Regions from separate parts of the Homo sapiens genome. Here region 1 is linked to region 2. The links are chromatin loops, found by intact Hi-C in ENCODE. Cell type or tissue: Caco-2. All regions are shown on one strand. Links, peaks and the distances in the headings refer to the core of each region. The heading gives the core; the rest is flanking DNA.

What was found. Hi-C counts contacts between places; a loop is a spot of excess contacts. Peaks named below come from ENCODE experiments on the same cell type or tissue, not always from the same donor. Only the 100,000 strongest peaks of a DNase experiment are listed, where the experiment ranks them.
Region 1: it touches region 2 in a loop (12-fold over the local background); 8 of 110 quality-filtered maps call a loop at or near these places.

The regions. Positions count from the first base shown.
Region 1 is chr14:24,709,324-24,712,244 of GRCh38, reverse strand. No RefSeq gene overlaps it. Among named protein-coding and RNA genes, the nearest start is that of GZMB, 77 kb to the right of the region's middle. In Caco-2, for the core only: a CTCF peak has its summit at 1,645 (motif pointing left); a DNase peak (open chromatin) is centred at 1,674.
Region 2 is chr14:25,236,658-25,239,578 of GRCh38, reverse strand. No RefSeq gene overlaps it. Among named protein-coding and RNA genes, the nearest start is that of LINC02286, 82 kb to the right of the region's middle. In Caco-2, for the core only: no CTCF peak of the experiment used is centred there; a DNase peak (open chromatin) is centred at 1,518.

The sequences.
Region 1 (2,921 bases), core at 141-2,640, 530 kb after region 2:
CTGTGATGTGAGGGAGCCTAGAGTTTATATTTCATTTGCACATTATCCCACTGCGATAGGAAATTATTTCTCCTTGGCCAACTCTTATCATGCAGATTGCTCTAAAATCAGATTACAGCTGCTTGTTTTGATTGATTAGTTAGTTCTGCCTTTTAAAAATCACTTATGTCTCTTATCAGTGAGAATAAAGCTAAGAATGCAATTGCAACATTTACTTACGGGTTTCTAAGGGTGTTTTAACAAGAAGCTGAGCAGAAACAGCTCCTGTATAAAAGCGAAGCAGAAACAAACTTCTTCACAATTATCAGTAAATCCATCAAATAACCCAAGGAGACACAGAATTTTTATTTTATTTTATTTTTTACTTTATTATTATTATTATTATTATTATTATTATTATTATTATTATTTGAGACAGGGTCTCGCTCTGTCGCCCAGGCTGGAGTGCAGTGGCGCGATCTCCGCTCACTTTCAAGCTCCGCCTCCCGGGTTCACGCCATTCTCCTGCCTCAGCCTCCCAAGTAGCTGGGATTACAGGAGCATGCCACCACGCCCAGCTAATTTTTTGTATTTTTAGTAGAGACAGAGTTTCACCCTGTTAGCCAGGATGGTCTCAATCTCCTGACCTCGTGATCTGCCCGCCTCGGCCTCCCAAAGTGCTAGGATTGCAGGCGCAAGCCACAGCGCCAGGACAACACAGAATATTATTAAGTGAAATGAAGTCCAGCTTTACAGCACTGAGCAACCATTAAGTGCCAGTTTATTCCAGGAGCTGCAGGGGATGGAGGACGAATAGAACTTTGAAGTTCACACTCACAGGGTCCAAAGTAGACGCCTGCATCTCTGTCCATCCTCCCCTCAAGGGAAATCATGTAGTGTATCCACTTAATGTTCTGGCCAATTATAGCAGTAATTTAAGGGATAAGAGAAGGAGAGGCAGTAGCTATTGGAGATGCCATGTGTATCCTAGGCTCTGGGTTGGACATTCTGGTGTGAGTCCAGTTCTGTACTTGCTGGCTTTTTGACCGTGGGCACATTTTTTTTAACCTCTCTGTATTTGTTTCTTTGTCTGCAAAATGGTAAAACTATTTTCCTTGCAAGGTTTTTGAGATTAGAGATCACATATGTAACGCTCCCAGCCGAATGTGTAGCTCTAGGTCTTCAGGGATGTGGCAGCCGCCAGGACTGGGTTGGTTTTTCCATGTCAAGGGCCATCCTATCCAGCTGCAGGCATGCTGGCTAGGCACACAACATTCAACGGTTTTTAAGTTTGTCTTGCTGGAAGGTGACCGTGGAGGATCTGCGCCAAGACAAGCTGCTGAGGCCTCTTCTGGTCCTGGGTTCTTCGGCAAGGGCTGCTTCTGTGCAAGGGGGAAGACTCAGGGCACAGGGCTGCAACTCACGCAGCGCAGACAGAAGCGCTGAGAAGGCGGCTGAGAGGAGGCCAGAGAAGAAAATCCTAGATAATGTGTTTAATTTGATCCGTTCCCTGGAGTCATTAAAATGCATCCTCCCCTGGACTCTCAAATTCTTGAGCTGAAATAATCAGTCCAACAGGCTTTTTTTTTTTTTTTTTTTTTTTTTCTGAAAATAATGAAAGCATACTTTATGATGCGTTCAAAATTCTCAGGCCTGTTGAGATACTGCCCTCTAGTGTTCAGGGATGGGCGCAACCTCTTTGGGAAACTGCTTGGCCGACCAGCTTGTTAGCTGATGCATCTCCAAAGGAAAGCTAAAAAAATGCAAGGCTGACCCCAGATAACTCGTTCAACATAAGGGGTTGAGATGGGGGTGGGGATTCAAATTCCTATTCCCGTGATAGAGAAACACAAAATTTTCTGTCGCTTATTTTCAAAGGGACCCCACCTGAATTCAGAGGGAATTATTGACCTCTACGGCATCCTCTTGCCAAGGGGGAAGAAAAATACTCGAAATGACTGACACTTTCCTCCCTGTCTCTCTTCCTCTAGCTCCCTTCCATTTATTGAGCAGCTACCAAAGCATAGCCGTCAAAATATGGACACAGGCAGTCTGAGTTCACAGGCTGGCTTCACAATTTGCCATTTGTGCAAATTAGGGTAAGTGACTTAATCTCCCTGTGTCCCACGTTTTTAAATCTATAAAACAGGGATAAAAATTTTACCTACCTCATAGGCATATTCTAACAATGCATGAGATGCTTGGAGTACATTTAAGGTACTTTGAACAAGACCTTTCACACTGTAAACATTTAATAAAATAAGTTATTATTAGTCGTTATTGTATCCTTCTCTGTCTCAGGCTTTGTCCTAGGTTCCTCGGGAGGCAGCTGGGAAGACAGGCATGGCCCCTGCCCTCATAAAACATATATCCACAAATCCTGGGCTTCAAGCTGTCAGGGATTTTATCCATACTGGAGGGCAAAGAAGAGTAAAGCTCCCAAAGTATGTTTTTAAAAATCCAAGAGAAAACAATTTATGATAGCTCAAGAGCCCGCTAGGAAATATTAGTGCCAATTTTCCCAAACAGAGGTAGAAGTTCCACAGGTATGTCTCTGGATGCCTTGAGAACTTCTCCTTTTCTCAGACATCACTAATGAGATACAATTCTCCTTCTATTTCCAGAGTTTATCCACACCTTTAGCTAAAGGGCAACATTAGCCTTCAGATATTGAATATGGAGCTACTTAACTTGAGTCATGCTGTCTTTCTCTGCTTAAAATTCTATTCCTTTGCCTTTCAGAATTACAGTCTCCAGGAGGCCCCTGCTAAAACACACATGTTCTTAGATATGTTTATTATTATTCATCCTTTATATGTTATTAATCTTTAACACCAGGTATGAGATTAATTTGTTAATTCCTTCCTAACTTGATGGCTAAATTCAGGGACGTTTAGGATGAGTGCATTTTTAAAATAACTTTTTCTAATTTTAAAAATACT
Region 2 (2,921 bases), core at 313-2,812:
CCTTTTTAAAACCTCATTAAATCAAATTTAAAAGTAAATAAACAAGTGAGTCCATCTCATTGAAACTAAAATGTTAACAAACATGAAGATTTTTTTCATCATATACATATTTTGTGTGTGTGTCCTCATTATCCAGCATTATACTCAACTGAGTATGTGATTATACTGAGAAATGTGATTTCAATTACCTTCATTCATCTTAGCATTTTGTGACTTATTGTGCAATATTTGCCAAGCCTTAGAAAAAAGTAATTTGCCCAAAAGATAAATCTCTATCTCTATAGTTGAAATTACATATTGGAAATTTTGGCAGGTAATGTGGGCTTTCTGAAAACAAATCTTTAATTTTTTTCCAAAATATGTAATGTTTTCTTTCTGTTCTATTGCTATCAATTCGAGTGTCTCTTGCTTTAAAAGTACTTATAAAGAGGAAAGAAAGAACTTCTATTTAAATTTTGCATAAACAATTTATTTTCATTCTAGCCTTAAATTGTAAAAACACTGGTTTCTAAATTTAATTCCATTTCCAAAAATGCCTACCACTTGCAGCTTCTCTAATTCTTCCCATCACCTCACAAAGCCTCCTCAGCCTCCGGTGGTATATGGCAGCCTTCAAATTCTCACAGCAAGCGTCACCATCCTGCCGAATTTTATGATCCCTATCATTTCACTTCTTTACCATTGTTTGATGCTGTTGTTTTTTTCACTCTACTCCAGAGCACAAAAAAATTGACTGTCTTCGTTGATAATACATATTCAAAGATTAAAATCATAAGTTTGTCATTTTTTTCTAAATCTTTTTATTACTGTTTAAAAAATGTATTCTTCATTTTGTAGAAAATAGCAGTCTTCTGTTAATTAACATATAACATTTAATTAAAATCTAATGATCCCATATACTTACATTATGCCTACATAAATAAGCTCAAAGATAAGTTTTAGAATTGTTCTAATTCATTCTCGGTGCTCTAATTTATTTCTATAATTTCACCTCAATTCTACATCTGTGTGGTAGGCAAAAGCAGGAATTATTTCACTAGTATTTCAGGGAGAGAAAAATGGAGTCCTTATGAAATTTTCTTTCCTAATTACATGTGTATTTGTGGCCACTCCCCTTCTCTTTTACCCAAAGCCCATCTAGCATGTGTTTATGCAGATTCAGATGCCTGTAATGGTGAATTCAAGGTAGCAATCACCCTGATGTTGGTCCCAAGATTGTTTTAAAAAAAGAAAAACATATCAAGTTAGCAGATACACGCAAAGAGAAAAATACTTGAAACTTCTGAAGAGTAAAGGGTCTAAGACAGCACTATCCAAAGAACTTTCTGCAAGGTTGTGAGTATTCATCACTTGAAATGTGGCTAGTCTGACTGAGGAACTGAGTTTTTAACTTTATTTACATTTAAATAACCACATGGGGTTAGGGGCTGTTATTTTGGACAGTACAGGGTCGAGAAGCTAAAAGGGACCTAGTTTTCTTTCAGTGCCTCATGGGGGCGCTGGGAGAGAACAAAAGCTCTAACTTGAAGAAGCTGAACAGTGAAGCGGAGCGAGCACAAGATGAAACATTGAAGAACAGGCATCCCGGGCCGTGATTGCTCCACAAGCTGGAGCAAGTCATTTGGCCCTTTGTTTCCCATCTGTGAGTTGGGAGCACAACTATGTCTGGCACATTTCACAAATTTTCTGTGATACTCCAAATAAAACCACAAAGAAGAAAACCTGAAATTGTAGTTCAGACTCATTCAGATGTACTGTCTTGTGCTACTGTTCATTGACTCAGGGTAAGCTCCAATATACCCAGCTCTCTTAATCAGATTCCCCAAAAGTAAACATGAGAGGGAGATTTCTGTGCTAGTGATTTATTAAGAAACTGCTCCCAGAGAAACCAGGAAAAGAATGAGGAAGCAGGACAGGAAAGGGGAAGAGGACAAGCCAAGTCCCAGGCTTTGCCAGATTCTCAGGGCAGCTCTGGGGTATAAAGTTTGTCTCAGCTGAAGGTAAGGGAGCTCGACTTTCAAAGCCCTCATCACATAAGGCTATGAAAGCCCATGACTTCCTGGAGGACATACAACTCCAAGCATTTTCAGCTTGTGTTTGTGTTTGTGTGTCAGTGTGTGTACACCCTCATGCACATATACATGCATGGATGCACTTTCAGCTTGTGTGTGTGTGTGTGCACTCTCATGCACATATACATGCATGGATGCACTTTCAGCTCGTGTGTGTGTGTGTGTGTGTGTGTGTGTGTGTACCCTCATGCACATATACATGTATGGATTCACCTTCAGCTCGTGTGTGTGTGTGTGTATGCGCCCTCATCCACATACACATGCAACGAATGCTACAGGCATCATGAAGCACTTCTAGTACTCCAAATACAAGGAACTTCAAAAAGGTTATAGAATAATAGAATTAGAAGATAAAAATTAAAACTATAAGCTTTATTTCTCAACATAAGTTCCATCAAGTTTAAGACACTTTTATAAGCGATATCAGCCATTTAGTCCATCCCTGAAGAACTGAAGGTCCTGAGAATTTAGCCATGGCAATGAAGACTTTTTACATTATAAACTGAAGAAAAATTGGTTCCCTTTAAAGTTTTTTTTAAGATTAGGAAACAAAATAAGTAAGAAAGCATCAAATAAAAACTGTAAGGTGGATACCTTATGATTTTCCATCAAAATTCTTGCAAAATTTCCTTTGTTTGATGAGAGGAAGGAGCAGGAGTATTGTCGCGGTAGAGAAAGACTCCAGTGAAGCTTTCCTGGGGGTTTTTCTGCTGAAGCTTGGGATCACTTTCCCAAAACACTCTCATAATATGCAGAAGTTATCATTCGTTGGTCCTCCAGAAGGTCAACAAGCAAAATGCCTTGAGCATCTCAAAAAACTGTTGTCATGACCTTTGCTCTTGATTGATC